Regions from separate parts of the Mus musculus genome. Here regions 1, 3, 4, 5 and 6 are each linked to region 2. A link is a loop called in an ENCODE intact Hi-C map of the cell type or tissue named here. Cell type or tissue: left cerebral cortex. All regions are shown on one strand. Links, peaks and the distances in the headings refer to the core of each region. The heading gives the core; the rest is flanking DNA.

Region 1 (5,253 bases), core at 421-4,420, 98 kb before region 2:
CCCATCACCTGTAGAAGTAAAGCAATATCTATCTCTAAGAGCGGTGACCATTCCTAACTACTGAGCTATGCCTCCAGCCCCTCAACCTGCCTCTTAACATACTGAGGTACAGTGAGCTAAAGACCTTCGCAGAGGCATTCTTAACTAAAGCACCATAAACTCATTCAGGGCTTCAGGCAGCAATAGAACCGAACTGGAAGGTTAGCCAGCAGAATCCTTTTACCATAGTCCCTGATGCACGGTACAGAGCAGCTAAGCTGTCCAGAACCTTTCCAAGCCAGTCCTTAGCACCACTTTCTACCCCACAGGGGTACAGAAGGGGCTCTCAGCTATTTTGTCACAAAATAATCATTTTGATAGAAATGGGTCCTAGAACAGGATTCTTGACAATTGTAGTGGTGGGACTGCTTCCAACACAGATGGAGAAAGCCACCTGAAGCTGCAAAGGCTGAAGAGAGAAGTCCTTTGAATTCTCCTAAGACATAACGAGCTGGTGGCCTCGGGGACCTGGTGGGAACTGGAGGCAGCTGATGGAAGTGCTTCAAGGGGTCCCAGACTTTTATAAGTTTTTCTCCCCGTCATCTTCTTTTGTCTGTTTTGGGTTTGGGGTTTTGTCTGTTTTTGAGACAAAGTCAGTGTAGCTCAGGTTGATCTTGAACATAAGGCCATCTTCCCTTAGCTTCCTGGGGCTTGGATGTCAGTAGAGTTCACACAGCCCAGACCCTTTTTTCTGTCGACTTTCATGGGCTCAGACCACTGGGATTATACCCTGCAGAGCTGTGTGATCTTGGGAAAATTGTCTTAACTCTTGTGACTCAAATTCCTTGCTGATAAAATAAGAAATTTCTCTGTGTCCTCTTACTCCACCACTTAAGTACACATGTTTAAGCTAGTGATTCCAAACCAAACAAATGATAGCTTTCAGCCTGCTCCAGCACATATCCTCAAACAGCTGAGTCAGAGTGCATCAAGACAAGCAATTAGATTAGATCTTTCGTCAAGAACGTTTTTAAAGTCCAAGTTGTCTTCCTCTTAGGTACAGCCTTACAATTTTCCCAAGCAAGGACCTAAATGCAAATGGCAAAGACTTCGGGAATCTTCCTAAGATTTCTTCCAAAGATTTAGGAATCAGACCTAAACAATCAGCTATGGGATGTGGAAGAGCATCAGAGGTATCAGGGGTTTATCAGTACCCAGCCTGATAGGTTTCCTACAGGACCTGGGAGCAAGACGGGAGCTACTGCTTCCTGGTGATTTCTATTCACATTCACACATCTGCACACATAAGCCACTTTAAACAACAGGCTGTGGGGTCCTTACACAAAGACAAGGCCACCGGCTGTCAGGGCACTACACTGAATTGGGGACACAAACCCCATTTTCCTATGTAAATTGGCCTGGGTGCTCTTAAGACCCCCAACAAAAGGGGTCAGTCCTATAAAATAGGGCCATCTGGCCGGCCCCAGTGACACCTCCAAGGGTGGGCGTGAGAGAGTGGTCTTCAAGGGACCAGGAAGGTAGGTTGCACTGGAGAGTGCAGCTGTCACCTTGGTCCCAGGGTCCCGCCCGCCCGCAGAGGCTGGAGGCGATCAGATTATAGGTGGTCTTAAGCCCCAGGGCCTGGGGCGCCTGAAGGTCTCATGGAAGCCTCACACAGTTGGGCAGGGCGGGGCACGCTTTGTTCCTGGACCCCCGAAAGGGTGCGGCGCCTCAGAGTTGGCTAGAGTCACTGCTCTGTTCCTGGGGCCTCAGGGCAGCTAGCGCCAGGCCAGCAGCCTTGGGCGACTCCATAGCAACAGCGTGGGAGAGCCACAAAACCAGAGCTGGAGGGGAGAAGGCCGGAGGGAAACAGGAGAGGGGGCACGAAGCAGGGAGAGGGGACTAGAAAGGATAGTTTGCTGCAGGAGAGAGAGGGGGAAGGGGTTCGGTGACCGGTGGGAGTTAGCAATGAAGAAAGATAGGGTGAAGTAAATAAGGGACCGGCACTGGGAAAGAAGGAAGGGGAGTAGAGGAAAAACAAAAGATGAAGGAGCAGTCAGAGAGTTGGGAAGGAGTGAAGGGGAGAGAGAGGTAGATCAGCGGGGGAGAGGTGGGGAACGTGGAGACGGGGCGTGGGGTGGGGTGGGAAGAGGGGAGCGGAGTCCGCATAGGAGCTGGGAGGGAGGGTGGCTGGAGAGAGGAACAGGGCGCAGTCAGGGCGGTTCTGCACTGGATCCCTGGCCGCAGCTGCTGTCCGCGGAGAGGGGAGGAGCAGGCAACGGCGCGGTGACGCCAGGGACCCTAGTGGGCTCAAGGCGCCAGGGGGCAAGCCCAGGTTCCTTCCACCACCACCTCCCCCGGGGACAGAGTCTCTGTGCAGCTGCACACGCGCTTCCAGACCCAGGGATCCCCAGACTCATGCAGAGCAATCTCCCTAGGATGAGGACACCCGGTTACCGCCCACAGCAGGCAGAGCGGAGAGGGTGGGCGCTCCCCATCCGGAGGGCCCAGGTCGTTTCCCCGAAATATTTATTTCACCAGAGAATATTTTTCCATTACAAAACTATTAAGCGATGTGGGCTTTTGTTTATGAGTTTATCTCCTACCCCATTCCCCCCAAACATGGGACCTGGTATAGAGAACATATTACTAATGTTAACCTTGGAGTCAGAAAAACGGTTTTCTAATTTTCAGCGTAAATTTTTTAGAAAAAGCCAGTCCTAGAGGTGTCATCGTTTTTAAGTCTGACCTGCTAAGCGCTAGTTTACACACACAGTCCTAAATTAGCGAGACGGGACTGACCCTGCTTTAAGTTTTCTACGAAAACGGACCACGATTACACTCTGACAGCATTTTTGCGCTTACATGCACGGTGGTACTGTATGTGTGATTGTGTGTGGTGGGAGGGGGAGGGAGCAAACAAACTAATTTCGGACACACCGGTATTTCAAAAGAAATCTCACAGATAAGTGCTGTGTGTTTTATTTTAAAACCATCATAAGACATAAAGGAAAAACAAATAAACTTCTGGACGTTCTCAGCTAACATGGCCTATGGGAAAATGAAAATAAACCTAATTGAAAAAACAGCGCTAGCCATAAATAGGATTTGCTTTCAAGCAGAGAACGTGGTTGGAAAAAAAACCAAACCAAAACAAAAAAGCAAACCACCAATCAAATCCGTGCCCTAAAGAACAGGTTCTGTGGATGCAGCCAAGACTTTCGCTTTGCTGTTTGTTCTGAAAATGCAGAAACACAACTCTGGTTTTCAGGTATTACCCCAAAGAGCTTTAGTTTCTCCTGCCAAGTTAGTCACCTACCCCAAGCCGCAGGCAAGCTCCTGTGTGGGTTTGTGGTAGCCCATCTAGTTTCAACATTGTTTTTGACCGAAAAGAAAAGATGAAACACGTAAACGAACTTACAATTCTATTTACAGAACTCTAAACTGCATGTGGGACTCGCAGGCTGAGTCCCAAAGAGTGGATGTGTGACATTTTCTGACAAAAGCCATCTTAAGTAATTTGTGGGCATCAGTTTACAATCCTTTACATTTAGAAGGCAGAAATTGATATTATCCCATTTTGTAAATGAGAAAATTGAAGTTTACAGAGGGTTCAAAGAAAGCCTGTCCAGGTTCACAGATCCACGCAGCACCAAATGGCAGAGGCAGGACAGACCTGACAGAGACCTTTCTGTCACTGGCCAGCCCTGCTGGGCTCCTTGACTACCACTGTGAAGAAAGAAAGAAATGGGGCTTTCTTTGCATTTAGAGGGACACCACATGAAGCCCCAATGGACATACCTACAAGGTAATCGGGTTTCTCCATTCTGCCCAGTTGCTAGATTGGATTAGAAAGACACTGACATCCAGTGAGCTGCGGAGGTGACTCCGTGGGTAAAGGCACCTGCTGTGGGAGAGACCACCTTCTCCAAACTTGTTTTCTGACCCTCTCCCTGCCCATTCACATACACCAGGCACACACACAGTAGTAATAATTAACTTCAAAAGAAAGATATAAACTGAAAAATAACTTTCCTCTTTCTTTTCACTGAGTTAAAGTTAAGTACAAAGTATTGGGTTTCATCTGGGCCTCCTCAGCCTTCCATGTTCGTCACTATACTCTTATTCTCAAGCCTTCCTCTCCACCTTCCCTGGCTGGACAGAGCAAAATGACAGAGACAGAGCTAGAGGTGGCCTGTGTTGCCAACGCTTGGTGGCTGTGGCGGGGCCTCTGATGTCGGAGGCTAGCTTAGGCTACATAGTGAATCCAAGACCACCTTGAGAATTCAGGGAGATCCTCGTTCAGAAACACAAAACAAAGACAAGAGAACATTCCCTACATTTGTTTTACACAATTAAGCAATAAACAACATTTTTGAGTTATCCTGCTTATCCTACCAATATCATAGCATAAATCATTATACAATAGCCCAGACATCAGAAAAACAGCAAGTAGTGACCCACTTGCCTGAACTGACTAAGTATCAATTATTTATGTGGCCTCCCATGGCTACTTGAAGTTGAGTCAATAATTAAAATATATATGTTCTGATTGCTTCTTGACCTTGTGGCTAAATGGAATGTAAAACATACAGTCTGAGTTCAGTCATAAATCAACTTTTAACATTTCAGGGAGAGGAGGATGCAGAAGTGACTCCGTGGTTAAGAACACTTGCTGCTCTTGCAGGAGACCTGCATTCAGTTCAATTCTCAAGACCCATATGGCAGCTCCTAGCTGTCTATAACTCCAGTTACAGAGACTCCATTCCCTTCTTCTAACCTTAGCGTAGCAGGCATGCATGTGATGAGACTACCTACAGCCATGTGGGCAAAGGATACACAAAAAATAAGTGAAATATTGTTGTAATTTGGGAAAGCACACACATATCACACACACATCACATGTGTGCACATCACACATGCACATACACATCACACACATCACAAATACACATTACACATGCATACACACATTACATTACACATACATATCACACATGCACACACACATCACAAATACACTCACATTCACACACATCACACATGCACATACACATCACATACACATCACAAATACATATCACACATGCACACACACATCACAAATATACTCACATTCACACACATCACACGTGTACACACACACACACACACACAGAGGAATAAAGTTAAAAGAACTTATTTTGAGACAGGATCTCACTATGGAGACTAAGCTGGCCTTAGTTAAAGTTCTGGCTCTAACCTTCAATTCTTATTTGTTTTTTAATCTACACA
Region 2 (5,253 bases), core at 701-4,700:
GCAAAGGCAGGATCTACGGTACCTGGGCGTTGGCTTCGTGGAGTTTGTGTTCGGTGGAGACGTGGTGCCTTAGGAGCAGGGTTTTCTTGTAGTTGCGGGTCCCTCGCGAAAGCTCATCATGCCCCACCTGGGTAAGGTCCACGCCGCCCCCATCCTCGGGGATCTTTTGGCACCATCCGCAGAACATAAGGCCGGTATCCTTGGAGTACCGCAGCCAAGGGAAGTCCTTGAGCCAAGAGGTCTGGAAGGAGCACTGGAGCTTCTGCAAGAGGGACTTGGGCCTCGCGAGCGGGAAGTGCTGGACAGTCTCTCCTTCGCCAGCTCCCACACCGCTGCCCTCCGCTTCGTCCCCACCATCGCCGCCCGACCGCCTGCTGCTGCTGCAGCTGCCGCCTTCCGCCCCACTGCCATCGCCCGGGCTCGCCCCCTCCTCCTCGGTGCTGTAGCTCAGGGACGCCCCGTCCTGCATCCACTCCTTCCCCTCCAGCGCGTCCAGCTCCGGATCCACGGCCGCCGGCCCTCGCCCATTGAAATGCCTGAGGGGCCACGCCGAGGTCTCCGGGCGGCCGCGGCTGCTGCCATTGTTGCCGAGACCCCCGCCGCCTCCCCCGCGGAAGGCCAGAGTCCGACGGTTCCTTTCCGCTAGCAGGGGGCCCCCCGCGCCGCCGCCCAGCAAGGAGGGGCCGCCCGTGTCCTGAGGGAGCAGCAGCAACTCCTTGACGTCCTCGGCGGCGGCCGCGCCGGCGGCGGCCTCCGAGTCCTGGGGCTCCAGGCCCTCCAATTCCATTTCCTCGTCGGCCCCGCGCCCATTCGGCTGCTGCGGCGCGGGCGGCGCGGGCAGTCGCGGTTGCGGCTGCGGAGGCCAAGAAGAGGCCTCCCCGCCAGCGTTATTGTTCGTGGGGCCGCCGCCGCCGGTGACCAACCCGCCTCCTCGGAACGCCAGCGTCCTGCGGTTCATCTCACTGAACGACATGGCGCGCGCCGCGGTCACCGCCGCCGCCGCCGCCGCCCGGTGCCTCGGCTCGCGCCCGGGCTCCGGCCGCGTCCCGCGCGCTCGCCGCGGCTCCCCCAACGCTTCGCCCCCGCCCCCGCCCCCGGCGCTGCGCTGCGCCGCTCTGCGCTGCGCTCCCGCCGGCCCGGCCTCACCCTCCCGCCGGCTCGCGCTCGCTCCCGGGCCGCCGCACGCGTCTACTGCCGCCGCCGTCCCAGCCGCGTCCTCTCCACCCGCGCCCCGCCGCGCTCCGGGCAGCGTCCCGCGCGGAGCGGTGGGCGGGCAGCGGAGCGGCGAGCCGGGCGCGTGCGGCCTTCGAAGTTGAGGAGGAGTGCGGTTGCCCCTCCGCTGCCCCGCTTCAGCGCTGCGCGCACACACCGGCCCGCCAACAGATCTCCGTCCTCGGGGGGAGTCGTGTCGCCGCCGCCGGCTGCCGAGGCGCGGACGCGAGAGGCGCGCTAAGCCGCCAGGCTCCGCCACATAGCGAGCCGACAATAAAGCCGGCGGAGCGTTTCCGTCCGACCAGGCCCTGGCGGAGGTCGAATGGCAAATGAACAACGGACCGTGCGCCCACAATGCACCGGGGTAGCAGTAACCGCTGGAGGGGGAGAGGGTGGGGGCCGGCCGGGGGAGGGGGCGGGCTGGGCCGGGCTGGGCTGGGCCGGGGGCGCCCGGGGACCGGGAAAGGGGCCGGCCGCTCGGGCCCGCGGGCGGGGGTGCGGCCACGGGAAGGAAGCGGGCGGGGCACGGGCTGGGGTCTCGGGGCGGGGCCGGCTCGGCCAGGACAAACAGCTGGCGGGTGTCAGGGGCCGGCTCGCCGCGGCGCGCCCGTGCGCACGGTCCCCGGCTCTCGCCACGACTTCACCTGGGACTCCAGGAGTAAGTGCGGTGGGAGCGCGCCCGGCCCTGTCATCTGCCGGGGGAGGGGTGGGTGGCCGTGCCCGAGGAAGTGAACTTATTTTGTTCCTGCACAAAAGACTGGACCAGGCGGTGCCTCCCTCGCGAGGACACCTCCTTGGGCTCCTTGTGTACGCCGGGCAGCACCTCTGGCCCCGGGCGACGATCGTTTCGCAGAAAATGCACCGCCCCGAGTGTCTTATTGCTGTGATGAAATGGAAATTTAAATAAAAGGTCGAACACGTGCGTTCAGTGGGAAGTATTGACATGGGTGTTACATCACCAGCAGCCAATCAGATATCTCCAGTCGTGTTTATACTTCTACAACCACCTTGTGAGTATTACAGTATGTCATAGCGTTATAAATATTAGGCAGGGTTTTCCCCATGAACGGGGAGGAGTCAGCTGCTGCGGGCGCCGCGTGCGGCCGCGAAGGGAGTGCAGCTCCGAAGACAGGGTGTGTAGATGAGAATTAATTTTTAGGATTTTGAGAAAAGCTCTTGGCATCGCGTATGGAATTTAGAGTGATTACATCGGTCTAAGCTGGAAATGAACCTCCCTAAGTTATATTAGTTTACTTTTTTGTTTTTGTTTTTCAGAAAGAGGCCTTGCCAATTAAGAACCCTTAAACTCACCCTCCCCATTAACTATGCTCTATTTGGAAAACATTAGCACGTTTACACTCATTAATTCACAAAGTGAGGTCGATTTATCTGTTATTTATTGGGAGCGATTTTTGAAACAGGGTCAAGGCCAGCCTAGTCTACATTTTAGGTCAGCCAGGGATACACACAAAGATCCTGCCTCAGTATCTCGAGTTCTGGTATTACAGGTGTGAACCACCATGTTGCACAAGCTTAATTTAAAAATTCGTATGTTTGAGCCTATTTCAGGCTTTCTTTCCTGTTTTTTTTCCCCCTGCCTTTCTTAATTTTTTGTTTTGTTTTGTTTTGTTTTTGTTTTTCGAGTCAGGGTTTCTCTGTGTAGCCCTGGCTGTCTTGGAACTCACTCTGTAGACCAGGCTGGCCTCGAACTCAGAAATCCACCTGCCTCTGCCTCCCAAGTGCTGGGATTAAAGGCGTGTGCCACCACACCCGGCTAATTTTCTTTCTTTCTTTCTTTCTTTCTTTCTTTCTTTCTTTCTTTCTTTCTTTCTTTCTTTCTTTCTTTTTTTTTTTTTAAGACTATGTAGCCCTAGCTGTCCTGGAACTCACTAGGCAAGAGTGGCTTTGAACCCACAGACATCCACCCACCTGGAGTTTCCCTTTTGGGGTGGGAGTGGAGTGAAGAGAGCAGTTGATAAATGGTGGTCTCTCATCTTTCAAGTTTTAAAATTCAGATTGATGGCTGTTGTGTCTGAGGACTCAAGAGTTAAGTTCCCAGAGCCTGTGTATGGCGACTGCCTGTGTAAGTGTATGGAGGCTCAGAGCCTGTAATAGCAGCAACAGGGGATTTGCTCAGGTACCAGGCACACATGGTGCACAGACAGACATACCTGCAGGAACAATGCCCATGCACACAAGTTTTTAAAGCACATTTTCTCAGTGTTATAAATTAATATTTGCTAACACTTTTTTTTGAGACAGCATTATTATGTAGCCTGCTGGCCTTGAACTCTCCAGCCTGGGTCTGTCACCATGCCCAACTTACCTCAATGGAACTTTTGATTTGTTTATACAGGTCTCACTCTATGTCCCTGGTTGTCCTAGAAAGCACTGTATAGATGAGGCTACCTGTAATTCACAGCAATCCTGCCTTAGTCCAGGCTAGGATTAAAGGTGAGAGCCCCATGCCCAGTTTCCTTAACACTTCTGATTGAACTAAGCCCAAGACGAGTGTTGAGCTGTGTCGATTTAGATTTTTCAAAGCCACTTTGACTTAATTCGCCTTAATTTTGGTACCTGGTGTAATGAAGTTTTGTATATGAAATAAAATTGATGAATTCTAAAGTGAGTTTGAGTTTACTTGTGTAAACTTGTCACCTATGACAACATAATTTCGGTGAGCTGACTGAGGGGACTTCCATGCCACCAAAAGCTTTGACTTGGGGTGTCTTCCTATCATCTACCCGTACTGCCACCTGCCATCAGGTGCCGTAGGCCCTGTACTTGGATAAAGGCCCTCAGAGTGAGTTGGTGAGTTCTGGTTGGTGATTTTTCAGACAGTTCTGTGCCATACACCTTGGAGGAAGAAGGAAAACCTGCCTGCTGTGGCTGCTGTAGTATGGAAAAGTGTGACAATGACATGCTTGGTTTTCAATGTGTTTTTTTTTTTTAAGACTCTAAGCATTTTGCAAATAAATACATTATATTTTAACCACCCCAGCCTCTTTCCCTTAAAAAAAAAAAAGTGGTTACTGACATCAATCAATTATAAGATTAAGATTGAGAAATGTCATCTGTATTTATTCATATCATCTGCTTTATTCAAAAACTAATAAACTTACCTCATCTCAAGCTTGAATCCCTAATTAATGTAGAATAGGAACTATATTAAGTTAGGCTAGAATCTGCTTCCTATGTATTTTTATAGCAATCGAGTCAACCAAAACAGTTCAAGTTCTACTTGGCATTCACAATGAGTAAATGCCTTTCCTCACACGCACATCCTTCCTTATGTTTTATAGGTCTACACTGTTGTTAGGTATGGTAGCACATTACTGTAATCCCTGAAATGAGGAAGCTGAGGCAGGAGGATCATTTCAAACTAGCCTCTGCTATAGGCTTTAGACCAGCCTAAGCCACACAAGATCTTGTCTCAAAAAATGAATTAATGGACAAATATTTAAATAATTTCCACATGGCTTCTTTCTGAAATTATCTTTAAACATGAGCTAATTGAGTGACACTCAGGATGGGGAGCCACTGTGCGGCTCAGGACTCCCAGGAAGCCCATCTCCAGGGGATCCAGTTGCCTCTTCTGTTCTCCACAGACAACCCGCCCCCAACACACACATAAAAGTAACTTTTAAAGAATGAATGATGGAGCCGTGTGGTGGCACACATCTTTAATCCTAGCACTTGGGAGGCAGAGGCAGGCGGATTTCTGAGTTCGAGGCCAACCTGGTCTACAGAGTGAGTTTCAGGACAGCCAGGGCTATACAGAGAGAAACTGTCTCAAAGAGTGAATGATACATTAACATGGACCCTGAGATCTCTCAAATGCTGGACCACCAACCTGGCAGCATACACCAGCTGATCTGAGGCCCCAACACATATAGCAGAGGACTGCCAGGTCTGGGTTCAGTCAGAGAAGATGCACTTAACCCTCAAGAGACTGGAGGCTCCAGGGAGTTTAGAGATCTGGTTGGGTGGGAGGTGGGGACATCCTTGTGGAGTCAGGGGTGAAGAGGAGGTGTGGGATGT
Region 3 (5,253 bases), core at 768-4,767, 360 kb before region 2:
TTCTGATTTGAGTCTTACGTTGTGTTCCATGCCTTTCTTAAGTTTGTTTTGACATAAACATAAACACACTTCTTTCTTTCGTTGTGTTCATGCTGTGATGTGTAGAATTTTGAAGTCCAGCAGGCTGGCCTTGAACTTGTGATGCTCTGATCTACTGTAGCCTTCATGGACCAGCAAGCTGGGACCAGCATCTCTGTATGTTAAAGCACTGCCACTCTACTCCTTTCTGCCTTCTCTAGCACTCAGGACACCTTTTAGCCATGTTCACTTGTCTTTCCCGATTGTTCTCTACGTCTCTCTCCAACAAGGGCTCAGCAGCTCACCGTGCACGCCAACCTAAGCCTTCCTTCTCCTGGGGCTTGGAGGAGAGGAGCAGGAGGCTGAGTTTGATCCCTGTAGCCCTGAGGGGAAGGGTAGGTGTGGACGAGGGAGTCAGGCTATTAGGTAAAGGTGCTAGCTGAGCAAGCCTGAGCTTCCAAGTTCCATCCCAGGAACCCATGGAATGCACAAAAAAGCAGGATGTGGCTTTCTATTAAACTGATTACATATAAGACTCTAAAGATGACTGTATATATTAACTCATTAGTCTACAAAATAAGAGTTCTTTGAAACTTTCATGCAAGCTATTTTGATAATATTCACCCCCAACTCTTCCCTTGGTCTCCTTCCAGATCTCCCCACCCCAACTTTGTGACCTGTCTAAATTTAATAACCCATCAACTTTAGCTTTTGCTGTTCATAAACTTACTCCTGGGTATGGGGCTATCCATTAATTAGAGTGTGGCTGACCTGGAGTCACACCATTACAGACAACTGCCTTTTCCTCCCTTAGAAGCTATTACCCGTCCATACCTTCTCAGGGCTGCAAACTCAGCCTTTCCTGCTTCTGGAAGAAGCCCTTGCCCATATTCCTGTAAGTGATCCAGTAACACTCATTCACCAAGTTCACCAAGATGGACTTTGATGGCATCCAAACTTTAGTGTGTCATGGCTTCCCTATCTGGGGTAAGTTGATAGGTGTGTTTTCTCTCCCCAGGAGAAGTTTTGTCATGACATAGATGATGAACACAGTCCCACTAAACCCCTTAGGGAGCAGTGACTTTATTGGGCTTACTTCGAAACATGAAGGAGGACTTACAAGAACATGGGTGAGCCCAAAGCAGTTGTGCCACCAGAAAGTCTTACCCAGCATGAATGATTTACCCACAGCTGCAGAGATTGGGGGGGGGGGTGTCTCCCCTTCAGTTAACCTTCCACACTCTGTAATCCAGCATCTCTGCTGGGACAGAGACAAGTGCCACTCGGGCAAAATTCCATACAAGTGGCTGGGGGACAGGCTGAGTCTCATGGAGAGGCTTTGTGCCCACTCCTCCTAAGGACAGCCAATCAGCCCGATGGCATGCAAGGATCACAGCTGTTCTGATGACCATGACAGCTGTGCTGTTAGTTGAAACAGTCGATAAGATCTCTTCTGCACCCCTCGTACAGGTCCTTGAGCCACCTGCCCACCTCTGCCAGAGACCCATATACTTAGCTGCCTCTCTCCAAATCATCTCATGAGATCAACCAAGCCACTATCTTCAATCTGGAGGAGAGCAGCTTCGCTCCTTGCCTGGGGCTACTCTTTCTAGGCTCACGGAAACAATTCACTTGCTTCTGGGAGGGTCTAGCTACATCCAAGACACACCCATAAATTACAATGCTCCAGTTAACAAGGTTTGCTCATTCTAATTTCCTGAACAGGATATTTACAGATGAAAAGTTCACTAGAAACGGTGTGTTTTGAATGCACTTTGAGGGAGATAAATTCTGGGGTGGTATCTGAAGTGGGGCAGGGAGTGCATGTGTGCACACCTGCATGTGTGCACACCTCCTCTTCAGACTGTACGCACTTCCAATTTCACTGTGGGGAGGTGTTAGCAGAGCTTTGGGACTCGAAAGGAAGGGCTGACGGAAAGGCATTTCAGAAAGGACGGACAGGACCTGTGGGCCAGTGCCTCACAGGAAGTGAGAACAAGGTGGCTTTAAAACACACCACTATTTTTGGATGTGATTACTTAAAACAGGCATTTTCTGGACGGGTGATCAGTTTCTGGGAGGACAAAGTTCATTTTAGAATCCTTGTCCTCATCCCTCTTTAGCGGTTGGAAGGTACCCCAAATAAACATTTAATGAGCCCCATCACATGTCTAGCAAGCCACGTGATGTTCAATCTCCAAGAACAATGGGCCATGTGGACACCCTTTTACTCAATTGTTGATGAATAAGGCCCTCCTAGCCCTAGCCAAAACCTATAGAATTTAGGGGCATGATCTGGATGCAGAATGTCTGGTTTACTCCCTCCGAAAGCAGCAGTCATTCATAACATGGCAAACTGGCCTTCTGCTAGCTTACATATATAAAAAGCTGAAATAACAATCTTGACCACTTGGTGTGTTGCTTTCTCTAGACTGGGACAGTGCCAGTAGACCAAACCAAGAGCAGAAAGAACACTTTTGGAATTCGGCCCATATCATATCACCAGGTAAGGACCTCAGGTGGAAACTGGAAGAAACACATAGGAGGGCCAAACCTGCACAGAGCTGAGAACATGAGGCAAGGCCTACAACCTGGTGCTCAAAGGAACCTGGTAGAGAGGGCCAGGGAAATGTTGCAGGAATCTCCATGACTGAGGACTCAGGCTGGGAACTGACCCCAAACCTGGGGTTGGCACACCTGGTCGAACTCCACTTGAGCACCAGTGGTCGCCATCTGAGAACCACTCTTGAGCAAATCTCTTAAGCAAACACCTTCCTGCCGTCTAAACCTACGCTTTTCCCACCAGAGGGAGACATGGGCCCAGGGGCAAGGGTGGCCTCAGTGTCCCAGCCAACTGCTGGGAAGCCGGCAGATTTTCAGAGAGCGCGGGTCTGGGGAAAAAAATCCAGTCCGGGTTTTGTCTGAACGGAGACCAGGAAGGCAGCGAGGACTGGGGAAGAGGGGGAGGCGGTGAAGACACGACACAAACAGCTCGCGCCCAGGACACCGCGGTAGGCCCTGAGCGCGCGGGCGCAGGGCCCGGAGAGGCGCGCGCCGGCCCGGCCGCCGGCCGCATGGAGCGCAGCGCAGCCCGCGGCTCCCGGGAGGCGCAGGCGGAGGTAGCGGCAGCGGGAGCAGCGCGCTCGCTCACACCCACCCCCGCCCGCGGCCGGCGCGCCGCCCCGCCGTAGCCGCCGGCGTCCCCGCGGGCCCGGCCAGCGAAGGCGGCGTCCGCGCGTCTGCCAGCCAGCAGCGGCGGCCAGCCCGGGAGGCGGCCCCGCAAGCCCCGCAGCCGCGCGTCTCCGGGCCCAGCCGCAGCCCGCGAGGAGCCCGGCGCTCCGGCCCGCAAGCCCGGCGCAGGCATGCAGGCCAGGCGCCTGGCCAAGCGCCCCAGCCTGGGCAGCCGCCGCGGGGGCGCTGCGCCCGCTCCCGCCCCCGAGGCCGCCGCTCTGGGGCTCCCGCCCCCCGGCCCCAGCCCGGCCGCCGCACCGGGAAGCTGGAGGCCGCCGCTGCCGCCGCCGCGCGGGACCGGCCCCTCGCGCGCTGCCGCCGCCTCGTCGCCGGTCCTGCTGCTGCTGGGCGAGGAGGACGAGGACGAGGAGGGCGCGGGCCGAAGGCGCAGGACGCGCGGGCGGGTAACGGAGAAGCCCCGAGGGGTCGCGGAGGAGGAGGACGACGACGAGGAAGAGGACGAAGAGGTGGTTGTCGAGGTGGTGGACGGCGACGAGGACGACGAGGACGCTGAGGAGCGCTTCGTGCCCCTCGGACCCGGCCGTGCGCTTCCCAAGGGCCCCGCCCGAGGCGCGGTGAAGGTGCGTGCGAGGTGCCGGGGATCGGTGGGGGGCGCAGCGGGCTCGGCGGGGCGCCGGGGCGCCGGGGAGGCCGAGCGCAGCGGCGCGGGCCGGGAGGGGTGTGTCAGGCGGCGGTGGGCAGCGCGCGGAACTGCGGCTCAGCGGCTCAGCGGCTCAGCGGCGCCCGGCGGCCTGTCGGTGCTCAGAGGCCGGGCGGATGCGTGGTCCCGCGTGCCGGTAGGCAAGGAAGGAGCGCTTCTCTGGGCAGGGTGGGGAACTTGGGAGCTGGACGAGGTCGGAGCCCCGATCGGCCTGGCATTGATATTTTATTCTGCTCTGGGGAGGCAGGAGTCTTCCTTCTCTTGTTCAAGCTTCTGGAAACTAGCCAGCAACCTGCAACACCTCCTTTCACCTGAGAACAGTTGTTGGTCGGTTCCATCACAGGCACTTGTGAAGGAGTTGGGAGCCTGTGCAGCAACAACCTAGACCTTGGTTTCCGCGAGCTTTTTGCCCCTCCCCCATCCCCGTGTTTCTCCTCGCCCTCCTTAAACTGGACATCCTAAGCACTTACCCTCCGCCCCCTTAAGATTACAAAAGAGGAAGGCGGGGAAGGTGTTTGTGTTGTGGGGAGAGAGAGGGGTAGCATTTAAAATGAATGTGACTTTCAGCTGAAAAATTTCACCAGGTCCTCATCCGCGCTACCGCAACGAGCGATCTTTCCGTTTTTTTGTATCTTCAGAAGATAAAGGGTTTATTATTACACAACTGTCTGGCTGAGCTTCTAAGCACGCTATTGGACAAAACAAACTGCGTTGAGGTTCATGCACCGTGTATGTTGCTAAGAAGTTTTGAGGGCAGCGAGTGGCAAGCAATGGAGAGTGTTTGCTTTTTCGCCAGTGTTTTTTTTTTTTTTTTTTTTTTCTGTTTTCTGTTTTTTCGAGACAGGGTTTCTCTGTGTAGCCCTGGCTGTCCTGGAACTCACTTTGTAGCCCAGGCTGGCCTCGAACTCAGCAATCCGCCTGCCTCTGCCTCCTGAGTGCTGGGATTAAAGGCGCAGTGTTTCTTAAGATAGCAGGATAACCAGAAATTCTTGGAGTGTTCAGAAGAAAATATATGTAAACAAGTGAACTTGATAGAGGTGGTTGATGTTGTTGTTTTTGTTTAATATCTCCGTGCCCGCTCTCAAGTGTCTGGAAGCTTGTAATTATATTTACCAAGAAAAGTTAAACAGCAGTTAGCGTTGCCCCGCAGTAGATGTGGGAATGTTTCTTTCCTAGACCACCCTGAAGTATGACTGGCTCTCTCTCGGTGTGAGACTTGAGCAAATGGTCATTTAGGTGATTGTTTTTGACAGCTGCTTGTTGGAATCTGGACTGTGCCCACACTCATTACTGCTGCCTGCTGAAAAGCCCGCTTTGTGTGGCAACAGGATATAGCGGGATTT
Region 4 (5,253 bases), core at 738-4,737, 220 kb before region 2:
CAAAACACTGAACAGCCTGGAAGCAGGGCACAAGAGCTGGTCCATTCATTCACTGAGAGCTGGGTGGGCACAGGTTGGTGTGTGAAGGGGCTGGAGTAGCTTCAAACGCTGTCTTCAGATGTTGCAGGATGCAAGCTCTGCCATTACAGTTACTGTACATTTCAAACCGTATCTCAAACGGTCTCTACAGAACTCATTGTAGGACTTGCAATGCCAACTTCTGTCTCAGTCTCTCAGACCCTTCCTATCTGGGCTGAATGGCTCCCACCAAAGAGTATAAAAATATACAGCAGCATTTGCACATTCACCCAGGGAGCTTCAAGAAATGTACCTCTCGGACATCAAAGAAATCTCAGAATTTGCCATAAGAAGTGGGAACTCCAGCTGTACACACTGACAACCAGGGTAGCCACACCACCCAGGAGAAGAGAAACAGGAATGTTCCGTGGCATGTCTGCGTCGGAGGATGCACTTTAGTGACCTTCGTGCATTAGGTCGGCAATCGTGAGGGATGAGAACTGACTACCAAGGGAAAAGATATAAACCTAAGAAATAACTAATTTGTCTGGGCAGACAGTCTGTTTTTGTTGATGGAGCTTCCTAATTTCTTACCTGTTCTTTTAGATCCTTACTGTCCATTTGAAATCAACAGTCATTTGCAGGGGAGGTTGTTATCTAGTGGAGGTTGTTTGAGAACCTTCTACTTCCAGATTGACTGGGAGGCTGTGAGTCACTGTAATGAGAGGTGAGCGGGAGTGAGGATCCGCTGAAGGTGTGGGGTCAGCACTGCCCTCTGTTGGGGTTTTTATCTCAACAGTGTGCTGACACGTGAGTGGGTCCTGTACTGTGGCCTGTCACTCAGAACGTTTGGAAGCACCTAGACCATGTCAAATGATCCCCAGTCCATCCCCTCAGCCACTGCTCTGGGACCCTAAGAAAGCCAGCTTGACCCTCGAGATGGCACCTTTTTGTAAACCTGGTAATGCACCCTCACACCTTGAGGGACAGTTGTGAAGTTATTAAATGTGATTCCACGTACGAGAGCATGCACTCTTTTAACAGACATCCATTCCCTAGACTGTAAACACAGCGAGAGAAGTGTTCACTGCACGTAGGTATGGGTCATGATTGCGGACACCCTCCGCTCTGTCTGACCTGCTAACACTCGAATAAGGAAGTTCAAAGTGTGAAGTGCTATGCACAGACACGTATTATCTGATGAGCACTGCATTTACACGTTTTGTCACAGTTTATCAGATGTGTATACATGCAGCTTTTCATTTCATTGGACCCACAGTTTTCGGTAGAGCCTGATTCCCACTTTGCAGAAGCAAGTGATTAAATTTGTACGGCTTGCCCAAGGTTGTTTATATTGTGACAGAAAAACAGTGAGCTGAGCATAAATAATAGAGGCTGCTTGTGAGCAAGATGAGTAAAAGAATCCACAGAGGAGAATGGCAGCCTAGTCTATGGGCCGGTGGGAGCTGAGGCACAAGAGGGACACTACTCCTTCCTCAGCCACAGCGGTGAAATGTGAGAGAGGCACCAAGCTGTCCTGGCTCTGCACGTCACTTGGCCAGCTTTGGGAGGGCAGAATCTAGCAGACTTTTTTCCTCTGGTTTCTTTCTTTCTTTTTCTTTATTAGATATTTTCTTTATATACATTTCAAATGCTATTCCGAAAGTTCCCTACCCCTACCCCTGCCCTGCTCCCCTACCCACCCACTCCCACTTCTTGGCCCTGTCGTTCCCCTGTACTGGGGCATATAAAGTTTGCAAGACCAAGGGGCCTCTCTTTCCAGTGATGGCCGACTAGGCCATTTTCTGATACATATGCAGCTAGAGTCAAGAGCTCCGGGGGTTACTGGTTAGTTCATATTGTTGTTCCACCTATAGGGTTGCAGACCCCTTCAGCTCCTTGGGTGCTTTCTCTAGCTTCTCCATTGGGGGCCCTGTGTTCCATATTATAGATGACTGTGAGCATCCACTTCTATATTTGCCAGGTACTGGCATACGAGACAGCTATATCAGGGTCCCTTCCTCAAAATCTTTCTGGCATATGCAATAGTGTGTGGGGTTTGGTGGCTGATTATGGGATAGATCCCCGGATGGGGTAGTCTCTGGATAGTCCATCCTTTTGTCTTAGCTCCAAACTTTAGTGAGGTAACCCAATCACAAAGGAAGTCATTAGATATGCACTCACTGATAAGTGGATATTAGCCCAGAAACATAGAACACCCAAGATACAATTTGCAAAACACAAGAAAATCAAGAAGAGGGAAGACCAATAGGTGGATACTTCATTCCTCCTTAGAATAGGGAACAAAATACCCATGAAAGGAGTTTCCTCTGGTTTCAAATAGATTGTTTCCGAACTACTATGGAATGTGACTGGGACTCTGAGAAGATGCAGTTCCTGTCATGACCACGAGGTGATGCAATGACCCAAAGTATGGGCACTATGGTACTCTCCAGAGAAAACCAATTCTGTAGAAGGGTAAAAGTTAACTACCAATTCCACAAGACCTTCTGGAAAGTCAGATTCCTGGTTCTGTCATATCTAGGTGTGATGTTCTGTGTATTCTGAAGTTGGGGTGTGTCACTGCTGTGCTGTGTGTGCTGTGCTGTGTGTGCTTTCGCCCTTGGATGCTGAGTGGGTTGGGAGCTTAGGAACCCTAGGCATAGAGACAAGATGCCATGGGCCTGATCCTGTATTGATAGATCAGTGCTGAATGGCTCACGGTGACTGTGAACCCCTCAGTCACCCAGTGCACTTTTGGGGTTAATGTGAGAAAACTCGCTGCAATGTTGTGAGTTTGGGTAGCTCTGGCAGAAATTGGGAATACACAGGAAACCTGACTCAGGAGTCTGTCTACTGGACCAGCAACAGTACCCCAGAGGCGCTTATAAACCTGGTTTTCATCACTTTCCCTTGGTTCGTAGGTGTGGTGACCATGGACAGTTTTACTGGGGGTTGGTTGGAGGGGAGCTTGAATCAAAACAGGAAGCTGTAAGCTAACACAGGAGTTTCGGTAGCTGTGTGGTCTTCAACCACGAGTTAAGCATTTGCTGCACTCTGCATTTTTTATCTTTGGGCTTATACTTATCCCCCAAAACACACAGATCTACAAAACTCATAAGTATGATGTGTTGTTTTAAACAAAATCCCAATTGTTCAATTTTACCAATGAAAACTTGGGAGCCAGATGCTGCAGATGCTGGAGTTAAAGCCTGCTAGCTCAGACAGGCAGAGAAAGCACCAACTGACCTTCCTCCTTAGTGGACCTCCCAAAACCGAATGTCCCTCCCTTCTACTTCCTGTGCATCTGCCTATCAGGTCCTCCTGACTCCCTCTTACTATGTCTTTTTGTTAATAATCACATATTCGCTCCCTGTCAAATGCCTCTTGACCTATGGTTGATTTTACTTAAATCTTGTTTACAGTATTCAAGCAAAAAGTTCCTGGATTAAAAGTGTGTGTTAGGGCTGAGCTACACCACAACTGGAAATAAGTTTTTCCAATAAATAACACAATCTCGGGGTCCACAGTGTGGTTACATATCCTGCAACAGTGGTGCCCACCTGCATCGTGAACTCTACAGCGTTCATTCCGAATCTGCTTCTCAGGAGCAGGAAGGTCTCCCAAGGGAGTGCTGTGCAGAAGCGGTCCCAATGAGGATAGTGCGTGAGCACACCAACCCCAAAGGTACACTGGGTGATGGAGAGGCTCACCACCCTGAGCCACTCGGCACTGACGGATCAATACGTATCAGGATGGAGGCAAGTGTTCTCTTGTTTCCATACCTAGGGTTCCCTAGCCCCCCACCTGCCCAGCATCCAAGGCACAGCACAGCACAGCAAGCATTAGCAGCATTCATGGCTCTTCCATCTTTTCATCCGTGTGTGTTTCTCTGGAATGACACATCATCAGGAAGAGCAGCAAGCAGTTAACCAGGAGAGGAAGAGCACAGATCAGAGCCCTGGGCTCCCAGAGTCCAGGGTGGGCCAGCCATGTGGTCCCTAGGTTGAGGGTGCTGGAGCACCGAGGAACTCAGACAGCATCTACAGTCGTCCTAACCATCCAATCTCACCTAGGAGTCAACAGGACAAAATGCACTTCTAGAATCCATGGATTAAGAAAATAATTGACTAGGGATTCTTATTAACTCAGGAACCCTCAGGCCACACGTTTACCTCTATAGTAAATTCCTATCACTGCAGTGCCGGCCATGGTGGGACTGGCTGAGGGGAAGTGGAAGGATGCAGGGTTCGTACAAGGTCCTAAGTTCTGGCAACAGGAATGAATGCTCACTCGCATTGCCAGTAGAAATGCAAAATGTGGTATAACTACTTTGAAAACTAGTTTGGCAATTTCCTACAAGTTAAATATGTGCTAAGCATACGACCCAGGAACTCTACTGTTGCATCTGTATTTACCTAAGAGAAAAGAAAATGCGTGTCCACAAAAAGACTCCTAGACAAAGGTTCATTGCCGCTTTATTTATTATCACCCCAACCGGAAGCAACGCAGATGTCTGCCAGCGGGCATGTGAAAAAGGAGACTGGTGTATTCATAGTAGAATACCACACTACCAAAAAAGAGAAAAGCTACCAATGCACAGAGCAACGGGCCACTGTCAGAATGTCAGCGTGTGGTGGGGATTCAGCCACAGGAGACTGCATTGTGTGTATGCTGTGCACAGGGACGTCTTGATTGTTCGTCGTTTTTAAGACAGCCTTACTTCAAGACCAAGCTAGCCTCGAGCTCACTGTGGAGCCGAGGATGGCCTTGACTGACTTTGTCTACCTCCCAAGTGTGCCTATGTGTTTATACAATGCTGGAGATGGAGCCCACGGCCCCTTGGTACCTGCTAGCAAGCATTACCAGCTGAGCCACACCCTTTGAATTTACTCAGCACTGCTCGGGACCAAGCTGTACACATGGGTGGCTTTACCTAATCTGTGCTTGGCATATTTGAATTCATTCACTTTGTGTTTACATCACTAGTACTAATCTCATTTAATCTGTTTGTTTTACAAATAAAGGGGCAAGAGAACCCCATAAGCGTAAGATCACATTTATAAAGCTGGAGCTCCATACAGTAGCTATTTCTTTAGCTTTTGTCCCTTGATAAGGATCTTAGTGAACCTGCTTACCAGAGACACCAAGACAGGCTGAAAGGGATACATGGTGAGGGGCACTTGACTTTGCACAGGAACCTGATCCACAGTTCAGCAATTTGGACATCAAGTA
Region 5 (5,253 bases), core at 757-4,756, 460 kb before region 2:
CACTGACCCTGTTGTGTTTGCAGACATAATATATAACCAGGGGAAGTTCCATATTACCCAAGAAACCCCAAAGCATTATAGCGTTAGAGGGGTATCCATGCGCACTGGCAGACAGGGCGGTCGGGTCTCCTCGGCTGTACTCTACCTCGGCTATGGGCTTCCTTGAATTTGCAGGTAGATGTTTAATAGAGCATTCTGCCTCTGTTGCAGTGGCTTCGACTTACCCTCTTTGGTTACATCTGGTTTGTCGCTGAGATGCCCTACAGGTGCCAGCACGTGCGCACTCTCAGACGGCCACGTTACTACAGTAATATCACTGAACCAAGTGAAAATGTAAAAATTCGTGGTCTTTCTGCAAGAAAAATTTAGTTATGATTCATTAGCCTAACACAGAAGTCATGTTTTCTTCCTTTTCTGCTTGCTTGAGCATAAACTTCAGGCTGTTCCTCTTAATTAGAATGTTCTGGAGCTAACCAAATGGGTGTAGTTTAAATAAGGCCTCTCTTACCACAGCTAATGTTAGCCTGGTATGCTCCTCTATTCTCCGTATGTCTCTAATATGGAAATATTTGACAGTGTTTACAAATTACAAAATAACAAATAAGGAGCACTAGCCTGAGCACTGTCAGCAGCATGATGGCGGGAACAGAGGGATGGTCCACGTGGAGGAGAACATGGCTGCGTGGAGACCGGGTCCAAGTGGAGGTGGTCAGTGCTTCCCCTGGAGCGGGGAGCAGTAACTGCGAGAGCAGTCAGTGGCGGCTGGGAACTAAGTGCGGGTCTTATGCCTGCTCTGTGGTTCCTTACACATTGGTCTTGCCCTCTGCTAAGGTCGTGTCCTCAGCACAAGCCTTTCCTCTGAAGGTGAATTTGCTGGGTACCCAATATCAGCTCAGTGAAAGCTCCTCCTTGAAAGTGAAGCCACACTCTAAGTGGGCAGCAGTCTGTGGGCGTGTAGACAGACAGACAGATAGACACTGGTTAATCTCTAGCTCTAAGGAAAAGGGCTTGAGGAGCTACGGGGATAAACAGAGGCACGGGAAGGAAATTGCTATTTTGCAAAATATGTGTCTAGGAAACCAGTGAGATGGCTGAGATGTAAAGATGCTCACCACCACGCCTGACAGCCTCCACAGTTGTCCCATGGGGCACATACATATGTATGCGCGCGCACACACAAACGCCTATATAAATAAAAATGAATTTAAAATTGAAAGTTAGGAATTACGTACGCACATACACATGTGTAGCAAACATTTCATACTGCCTTGGCTAAGGCGTATTAACGCAAACAAGCATATTTTGCTTGCTTTGGGGTGCTGGAAGTCTTTATTGACTCCTCATACTAAGATGATAAACTACCCACTGCTTTGGATGCTCTGCTACACACTGGTGCATCCCCAGTCAAATCCCATGTGAGGAAATCAAACATCACAGCACAGACTTGAAGAGAGCCAGCCAGGTTCCAGGCACGCCTACCTTCTGTGAACATCGCCCTGGCGGCTGTGAGGCCTTGCTCCTGACAGGGAGGCTCTGTGTTTCTTATGTGAAGTGCTGCTAGAGACCTTTCAGATTCTGAAATAGAGGTAGCTAACCTGGAGAGAAGACACAGGTGTGAGCGTGGCATTCCTGTGGCTGTCGGAGTCTCCTCGTACACAACCGTAATTTTACATGGTTTCAGCACACATGCATTTCAAGCTTCTGACAGCACCACAGCAGCACTCAGCAATCAGGTCAGGGTTCTTTCTGGTTTGGGATCTTGATATCGGGACTGCTCAGCCTTTCCCGGGAAGGGATTCTGAACGTGTAGTGTCGTTCTCTCTGCAGGAGGATGAAGCCTTCTAGACCCATGTGATCTCCTATGAAGAACTGACCCCACCTGCTGGTCACCCCAGCTCCCACCATGGGCCCTGCAGGAAGCGTACTGAGCAGTGGGCAGATGCAGATGCAGATGGTCCTGTGGGGAAGTCTGGCTGCCGTGGCCATGTTCTTCCTCATCACCTTCCTCGTCCTCCTGTGTTCCACTTGCGACAGGTTAGAACAAACATGCATGTTCTAGAGCCTAAACCTGCTGTTTTCCCTGTGTCCCACGGAGCCTCTTTATTAAGAGCCTCCCTGGCCCACATTCATGGGTTGGTCACAAAGGGCATTCTTCATTCGTCAATTGAAAATGCTTATTGATCTTCCTGGAGGGCAAAGCAAAGAGCCCTTCCTATCTAAATGTCTGGAATGAATTCTGCAATTCTTTGAGCACAGTCTTTGTGTGCTGTCTTTGGCCATGGGCATACTGAAATCTAAGTGTGAGGTACTACATCCTGTTGCCACAGTGGGAAGTCACTGAGGGTGCTCACTATTGCGTGGCCTGGAGAGCTCACATATTAGTAAAACTGTGTGTGATAAACTGCCCTTTAGGAAGACATAGGCTTGTATTTCCTACAAGAGAGGCTCACTGAAAATGGAAGCCTTTTTTCTCTTTTTTTCAGCATTATACTTGTCTCCCTTGGCTCAGGGAGAAGTGAAGTTCTTTGTAACCAAGACGGATGCCCAGAACTGTCAGAGATGATGCAGGGTGCAGCCTTCTGGTCTAGCTGGGAGCCAGTGGGAACCAGCTTAGCCAGCTCCATACTCAACTCTCTCGATTTGGATCCCATTCTAAAATCTGTCAAAAAGAGAAACCCATGCCCTCTGGCCTCTGCAGCCTCTCCTAGTCCCTGCCAAGCAAGGACTCAGGTCTTGAAGGACAGGACAAGCCTAGAGACACTAGACTTGGCTCCCCAAAACTTCAAGAATCTGCTACTGTAATGACTCACTCTCCCGCTAGGTGTCACCCTCTTCTCGCCACAGATAGAAATGTGGTCTTTACAACCAATGGCTTTCTTTAGCCTGTTCTGTGTAAAACACATTCTGTTTTTACTAGGCAGACTTTTCCGTAGACTGGAAGTACCTATGACTCATCCTGAGAGAATGTCACCTCCCTGATGTGCCAAAGTAGTATCTCCCATATTTTCTCTCATCCCTTACGGCACGTGACTTCACAGACTCTTAAGGGAGAAGATGAGGTCATTGTTAGGATTTGCTAAAGAATAAAGGCAGTGTCTGTCATCTGAGTGTTCCAGGCACAGACAGATCCTGCTTGCAGCCCGCTGTCTCCCGTAGTGAACTTGACCCTCTGGGAAGGGGTGTGCCAGAAGCGGGCTCAGCCTTTGCTGTAGGTCAGGACTTTTTCTGATCTAGTTTTATTAACCTGGTTAATAAAACCAGAGAGGCGGAGCTGATAAATGTTAGGCTAGGGAAGTATGGTGTCCACTTCACTTTAAGGGACACATTTGACATCAGAATGGTATTTTCTTCTCCCTTTCAGAGAGAAGAAGCCACGGCAGCATAGCGGGGACCATGAGAACCTGATGAATGTGGTAAGCCTCGGTGTGGCTGTCTGTCTGTCCGAGTACACCTCTCCAGGCATGGCGCTACTGGCTTTCGACACAACTGAAGCTGGCATGGGGACGTAAATGGATATTAGCTGTGGCTTTCTGTATACTGTATGTACGGCTGGGAGCCTGGCTTGACCAGTGTTCAGGGTAGCTTCTGCAGAGATGTCTTCATGCCCCTCCTGGTCTGGGAGGGCTGTCACAAGGAACAACTAGACAATTCATCTAAGATTTCTTGTCTCTCTGCTCTGGAGAGCAGAGTCCAGCATTCAGTGTTGTCACACGAGCCCCTTCCAGAGCTAGATCTGTTCCCAAACTCAGCTCCTTAGTGCACACCCACCTAGTCCTTGCTGTCACCTTCCCTCTCTGAATGTATGTCTTGAAGCCAAGATAGCAACTGTACCTCTCTGACTTCAGTCCTAACTAGTGCCATCTGAAATAGCCCTGCTTTCAGATGAGGTTAGGCTGTGGCACTAGGGACTGAGATTTTGGCATGCATTTGGGTGGCGCTGCAGCCATTCATCGGGGCCTGGAGCCCACAGCATAGCTTGGCCTTGGTGCGTTATCGGATCGTCAGCATTTGATGGGATCCTGAGAGACCCAGCAGTCTCAAGGAGAGAGCTGTCCACCTGGGTGGTGACCTTTTGTTGTGCCCTTAAGTGGCAGCAGCCTCAGCAGCTGTGTCTGCAGGGCTGGGTTGAGCTCCCGCTGGGCCCCAGGGCAGGTCTAGGAGAGAGGGCGCTTCCTGCTCCCAGCCAGGAAGCACATATGCATTTAAACTCTGGGGGGCCTGGGCTGTTTGCACCCAGCAAGCATGTTCAGAGCACATGCGTGAGGTACCAGGCTGCCTGAACCCCCACTTCCCAGTGTGCCTGTAGCCCAAGCAGACAGGAAGCTCCTCCTGGACCCCAGCCAGGGCTCTCTTCCTTTGTCTGAGACCACCCATCACAGCCACCCCGGACCTCAGCATCTCTCCTGCCCTGACTGATGTTCTCCTGCTATTTTCACCTCTTATCTTGTCTCACTCCTTGTTCCCAGTGTCTCTATGCTCCCCAGTGCTTGCACAGGGTAGGGGAGGAATGGGGGGTGGACAGATAGGCCCTGTCTTTCTTCAGAGCCCACCTTCCTCAGTCAGGTGGACAGGAGGTTGTGGCTGAACTCAACTCGAGCCTCACTTCCTCCTAGTGCTCTCAGGAATGGCGAGACCTGGCAGCTCAACCTGAGTACTGTATGAAGCCAGTGTTCAGGGGTGGGACCAAGCTTTGCCGGTCACTCTGATATGGGCATCCACATGAACGCCGGTCATTCTCGATCTTTCATCCCCGTTATTCTGCCTGAGGACAGCAGCCTTTGCGGGCAGGGAGAGTGCCGCCTCTTCATTCTCTTCCCCACATAGGATCTCCTCCACACACCTCCAGGACAGACTGTATCCACAGGATGCCTGCTGACAGTGCCAGTGAGGCCTGCACACAGCTGCCCACTGAGCTCCTGACTTCCCTAGACCACTCCCAGTTTGCTGACTTGTTTCTCATGGGGGCTAAGATGGGAAAGAGCAGTTCAGACAGAGATTATAGAAGCTTGGCAGTGGCGTGCTATGCAGGAAGCCTTCCCTTGGTCCCCCTCTCTGTCCCCTAAGGACACTGTTTCTCCAATATGAGCATCTCAGGGTCCTGGCAAAGCACAAACACTTCAAGTCACTTTATAGCAGCAGATGCGAGCAGTATTGGCCCAAAGAGCAGACTTCCCGGACACTGGCGCACTGCTGCACTTCAAGGGCTACTTATTATCTGTTATTATTTGATTTCCCATCAGAGTCAGTAAGATT
Region 6 (5,253 bases), core at 665-4,664, 170 kb after region 2:
CTGCCTCAGCCCCCGCAGCCCCAGCACAGGAGCATGCCCAGCATAGCCCACCTGCTGCCGTGCTGAGAAACCACAGCTGCAGTATAGAGGGGCAGACGGGCAGGGAACTGCCGAAGCTTGTAGAAAAGCCATGACCCTGTCAGCCTGCCACTGTGACCCCACGGGCAGAGAGGTCTCCAAAGCAGACTCATCACACTTGAACCAAGACCTAGACATTTCAGTAGGTTCTGCTCTGTTTCTCCTCTGGGGGACAGCTGGGGGGCAGAATTTCTTCTGATGGGATTATCTGTATTATGTAAACTAAAAAGCAACTTGGTCTGCTTCGTAAAGGAATGGAAAGACTCTCTGGAAAATTCCATTTCTATGGCGTCTCTGTACCCCCTCCCCTGATAAGATCTCAGCTGGGGTGGAGGCAGGTAGGGAGTAGGAAGGACGTCACCCCACCCCACCCTCCTAACAAAAGACCTCAACTCATTTTGTCCCTATGTGATTCTTAGTTATCTGTTATATGCCACGCCCTGATAAAGGCCATGCATGACCCCCTCTGGTCCTCCACTCAATGACACTCCAGAGATTCCGCTCAGGGGTCAACCTGATGCATCAGGTTTATGGCTCAGCCCTATCACTCCTTTTCATCTCTGTGGGTCTGTGGTATGTTATCTTGAAGGTTTTCGATCAGAGAGCAGGGAGTCAGGGGAGGGTGGGGAGGGAGGAAAGAAGGCCGAGAATGAGGGGACAGTGTGGGGTGGGGGCTAGGGCAGAGGGGGCATCTGCCAGGAACATGTCCTCAACAAAGATGGTCTCTTTCCTCCAAGAGCCAGGTGCTGCTCCATGGGGGTGATAACAAAAAGCCAGTTTCATAAAGGTGTGTGCTTAACACTGTCCCACCAGGCATCTCCGTCTTCACTTATTACCCTGCCCTGCTCAGACAGCCTGGACGGTTAGACCCCAGAGGCTTTGACTTGTGCTCCATACAGTGTTCCATAAAGCAGCACCTTTAAACTTGCACACTCCCAGGCATGTGGGCCGGCAAGGTAAACGGTCCCCATGTCATCCTCCGTCCAGGTGGCATAGCTGTCCACACGGAGCCTAAGCCATAGCTCCCTTCTTCAAGAAGTCAGATGGCTGAGGAAAGTAATATAGTTTGTACCTTAGGACCCTTCTTATTCTGCCAAGTACCAGGCCAGGAAGAGCCAAACCTGCCCAGGAACCTCTAGAATGGGCAGTTGTTGGGGTCTCTTGGTTTTGTTTGTTTGGTTGGTTTGGTTTTGGTTTTTTGTTTTTTACCAATACAGAGCATGGTTTGTAAAGGAGCAGCCTCCTTCATCCCCCTGAGGGAAGGCAGGCTGGATGGGACTCAACAGACCCCTGGGGGCCAGGAGCAGTACCACAGTGCGGCTAGGTGTTTATTGGAGGTTACACAAGTCCCTAACACCCACGGGCTTTCCATGCACACCTTTGGCTTGGGCTGAATCCCAATCATAAAAATATAACAATTAAAAATAGAAAAACAAATACAGCTAATACCACTCTTCTAAAAATACAAGCAGATCTTTTGGTGTTCTCTCTCTCTCTCTCTCCCCACCCCCACCCCTGTGTATGTGTGTGTGTGTGTGTGCGCGCGCGCGCGCGCACACACACGCACACACGCACACATACTCCTGTGATTGCTTCACTTACAATGTGGAGAACAGCACTGCCCAACTCAAGGGGCTGGACCAGCAAACAACTCCCTTGTTAAATGGACAGATAAGCAAAGGAAAGGAACCCAGGTATTTGACCACTGAACTACACTCCTTTGTCCTTACTGTAATTTTTTAATCAAAGATTTGTTCTGTTTTCTGAGTTAGTCTCTTGTGAGCTGACATTTGAAATCCTCCCAGCCTCTTCCTCTTCATTGCTGAAATAGGTGTGGTCCACCACAGCTGGCTATATTAAAAGAATTTTGAGGGCATAATGATAACAGGCACCTAGGCAGCTGAGGCAGGATGATCACCACAAGTCTGAGGTTAGCATGTTTTAGGCCACCAAGGGACTACATAGTGAGACACTGTCTACACACACACACACACACACACACACACACACACACACGAGACAGCCCTCTGTAAGGGTGCTTACTGCTATTCTTCCAGGAGACCTGAAATTGGTTCCCAGCATCCACACTGGATGCTGACAGCAGCCTGTAATTCTACTTCCAGGGATTCCATCCTCTGGCACCCACACACCCGTTGTATACAGTCACACATACACATAAAGTAAAATCTAAAAATAAAATTAAAAAAGACAAGGTTTTTTTTGACACAGTTTTAAAAAAAAGATTCTAACATGTCTCTTACAGAGTCAAGCAGGACCTAGCAATGTATTAGATAGTGTGTATTTATTTAATAAACTCTGTTGCCATAGTCTAGAAGCTAGAATGTATCTAGTCCTTGAAGCACGTGTGGGTTGCTTTCTTGCCTCCCCATTTTACAGAAGACGACTTAGGATGCTGAGATGTGAAGAAGCTCTGCCAATGAACCCACGTTTCAGAACATGGCTCCCACCCTGTGCCCAACCCATCTTCTTCCCTTTGCTAAGAAATATGGTGACCCATGGTCAAAGCTTGGAGAAGTATTGCGTGAATGGAGTTTCAAATGACAATCAAAGTTAGACTTCAAAATACATAAACTAGCATTCCTTCCCTCACCTGATTATTTTAGGAGAAGCGTCAAGACATCTTCCACAAATTCAATGGAGTAGAGCATTGGTTAAAGTGCTAACAGAGGTAAGAAATGGATGCTGTGCATGGAAAGGGGAAGGCAGGCTGTCAGGCAGCCAGCGTGGTCACACTGCCTCCAGTGACTTACCTGGAATACGGATGGTGTTCTGGCAGAGAGTGCCCCCTACTGAGCAACTGTCAGAACTGCTCCAGAACTGGGCCTTGGACCCAAAGCTAAGTTCTCATCCATACCCTCTGGTGGTAGTCCCTCAGGATGCCTTCTTGGAGAGTAGTGAAGAATCTAGGAAAGATCTTAGCTACAACAGGACCCAGGTGAATGGCACAGCCTGGTCCAACTTACTTCCATAAAACCCTCTGTTGCTGAGCCTATGTCACATGCCTCACATAGGCATCCATTTCATCTTTATTCATCCGGTAAGACTTTACTGACCCATTTCTCCATGCAGGCGTGCCCCTGGACAATGGAAGAAATGACCCGACCAAAGGCAGTCATCCAGGCTCCTGCTCCTAGGAGGAGGAGAAGGAGGAACACTTACAGAAAGTAAACAAGTATTTGAAGGATTTCAGACAGTGATAAATGCTAGGAAGAAAGCCCAGGGGGAAACGGGACATCATTTGAAGCTATCAACGACCTGGGAAGAGAGTCCACTTCCCCTCTGCAGACTCCAAGAAGAGTCGGGCCTGGAGTCGGTTGATGTCAACTGCAGCTGTGAGTGGTCAGTCAGCTGGTTTGTTTTTCTTTTTTGTTTTGGTTTTTCAAGACAGAATTTCTCTGTAGCCCTGGCTGTCCTGGAACTCACTCTGTAGACCAGGCTGGCCTCGAACTCAGAAATCCACCTGTCTCTGCCTCCCAAGTGCTGGGATTAAAGGCGTGCGCCACCACTGCCCGGCCAGTCAGCTACGGATGGGATGGAACTGGGTGAATGAGTGGGTCCTGACTATGAAACCCAGGGCTTCACGCACACAAAGCAAGTGTTCTTCTACCGAGCTGCATTCCGAAGCCACTAGTAAGGATTTGGTTTTCTTCCTTTCTGATCCGAAGCCTATCTCTTGCCGCTACCTGACGCTGCCCAGGAGGCCAGAGGGGCAGTGCTCACACAGACACAAACATATACACACATAACTAAAAATAATAAAACAAATCCTCAACAGACAAAGGCTAGTACTGAAAAATGCGTAATTGTGGAGCTTGGTCCCCACCACCGATAGATACATTAATGACACACTCGAGCATGTAAGTATCTCTACATACACACACACACACACACACACACACACACACATATGAAAAATAAAAACAGGGATGCATTTGAAAGACACCGACCTGTGGGGTTGAGGGGAGGAAGGGAAAGGAGACACTGATTACAGTAAGTAACTCTAACTTAAGGAGACTACCATTAGTATACCATAGCATAAGTATTATAATTCTGATTAATTTTTAAAAATTAAATATTTTGAAATCATTATAGAAGGAAAACCTCTTATGTTTTAAGAGTTGTTTTCTCCAACTGGTAAGAAAGACACATGCTCCACTATGTTCATAGCAGCCTTATTTATAATAGCCAGAAGCTGGAAAGAACCCAGATGCCCCTCAACAGTGGAATGGATACAGAAAATGTGGTACATCTACACAATGGAGTACTACTCAGCTATTAAAAAGAATGAATTTATGAAATTCCTAGGCAAATGGATGGACCTGGAGGGCATCATCCTGAGTGAGGTAACCCAATCACAAAAGAACTCAAATAATATGTACTCACTGATAAGTGGATATTAGCCCAGAAACTTAGAATACCCAAGATATAAGATACAATTTATGAAACACATGAAACTCAAGAACGAAGACCAACGTGTGGACACTTTGCCCCTTCTTAGAATTGGGAACAAAACACCCATGGAAGGAGTTACAGAGACAAAGTTTGGAGCTGAGACAAAAGGATGGACCATCTAGAGACTGTCATATCCAGGGATCCATCCCATAATCAACCTCTAAACACTGACACCATTGCATACACTAGCAAGATTTTGCTGACAGGACACTGATATAGCTGTCTCTTGTGAGACTATGCCAGGGCCTAGCAAACACAGAAGTGGATGCTCACAGTCAGCTATTGGATGGGTCACACGGCCCCCAATGGAGGAGCTAGAGAAAGTACCCAAGGAGCTAAAGGGTTCTGCAGCCCTATAGGTGGAACAACAATATGAACTAACCAGTACCCCGGAGCTCTTGTCTCTAGCTACATATGTATCAAAAGATGGCCTAGTTGGCCATCAGTGGAAAGAGAGGCCCATTGGTCATGCAAACTTTATATGCCTCAGTACAGGGGAACGCCAGGGCCAAGAAGTGGGAGTGGGTGGGTAGGGGAGTGGGGGGGAGTAATGAGGGACTTTTGGGATAACATTGGAAATGTAAATGAAGAAAATACCTAATTAAAAAATAAAAAAAAAAGAGTTGTTTTCAGCTGGGTGTGGTGGTGGCGCACTCCTTTAATCCCAGCACTTGGGAGGCAGAGGCAGGCGGATTTCTGCGT

What was found. A loop is a pair of places that touch in the nucleus more often than their neighbours do. Peaks named below come from ENCODE experiments on the same cell type or tissue, not always from the same donor. Only the 100,000 strongest peaks of a DNase experiment are listed, where the experiment ranks them.
Region 1: a loop joins it to region 2, with 2.5 times the contacts of the local background. A loop is called at or near these places in 8 of 42 quality-filtered maps.
Region 3: a loop joins it to region 2, with 4 times the contacts of the local background. A loop is called at or near these places in 5 of 42 quality-filtered maps.
Region 4: it touches region 2 in a loop (4-fold over the local background); 9 of 42 quality-filtered maps call a loop at or near these places.
Region 5: it touches region 2 in a loop (3-fold over the local background); 5 of 42 quality-filtered maps call a loop at or near these places.
Region 6: a loop joins it to region 2, with 2.3 times the contacts of the local background. A loop is called at or near these places in 16 of 42 quality-filtered maps.

What each region holds. Positions count from the first base shown.
Region 1 is chr3:9,344,097-9,349,349 of GRCm38, reverse strand. No RefSeq gene overlaps it. Among named protein-coding and RNA genes, the nearest start is that of Gm41997, 2.9 kb to the right of the region's middle. RefSeq lists an enhancer at 1,056-2,595. In left cerebral cortex, for the core only: no CTCF peak of the experiment used is centred there; DNase peaks (open chromatin) are centred at 1,823, 2,268 and 2,369; H3K4me3 peaks cover 1,297 bases; H3K27ac peaks cover 495 bases.
Region 2 is chr3:9,246,850-9,252,102 of GRCm38, reverse strand. Zbtb10 (zinc finger and BTB domain containing 10) reads right to left here and starts at 1,536. Exons shown (of 6, transcript NM_177660.3): 1 at 23-1,536. The coding sequence starts at 973. In left cerebral cortex, for the core only: a CTCF peak has its summit at 2,313; DNase peaks (open chromatin) are centred at 1,355 and 2,172; H3K4me3 peaks cover 1,869 bases; H3K27ac peaks cover 1,329 bases.
Region 3 is chr3:9,607,847-9,613,099 of GRCm38, reverse strand. It overlaps Zfp704 (zinc finger protein 704), which reads left to right and starts at 3,015. Exons shown (of 9, transcript NM_133218.2): 1 at 3,015-3,830. The coding sequence starts at 3,381. In left cerebral cortex, for the core only: a CTCF peak has its summit at 2,830 (motif pointing right); DNase peaks (open chromatin) are centred at 2,949, 3,696, 4,309 and 4,550; H3K4me3 peaks cover 1,821 bases; H3K27ac peaks cover 1,178 bases.
Region 4 is chr3:9,463,687-9,468,939 of GRCm38, reverse strand. The region is part of intron 4 of Zfp704 (zinc finger protein 704); the gene reads left to right. Among named protein-coding and RNA genes, the nearest start is that of C030034L19Rik, 63 kb to the right of the region's middle. In left cerebral cortex, for the core only: a CTCF peak has its summit at 2,420; a DNase peak (open chromatin) is centred at 2,429.
Region 5 is chr3:9,702,864-9,708,116 of GRCm38, reverse strand. Pag1 (phosphoprotein associated with glycosphingolipid microdomains 1) reads left to right here. Exons shown (of 9, transcript NM_001195031.1): 4 at 1,828-2,034; 5 at 3,362-3,413. The coding sequence starts at 1,904. Among named protein-coding and RNA genes, the nearest start is that of Gm33169, 42 kb to the right of the region's middle. In left cerebral cortex, for the core only: a CTCF peak has its summit at 2,825; a DNase peak (open chromatin) is centred at 2,905.
Region 6 is chr3:9,074,534-9,079,786 of GRCm38, reverse strand. No RefSeq gene overlaps it. Among named protein-coding and RNA genes, the nearest start is that of 4930539M17Rik, 15 kb to the right of the region's middle. In left cerebral cortex, for the core only: a CTCF peak has its summit at 2,894 (motif pointing left); a DNase peak (open chromatin) is centred at 2,885.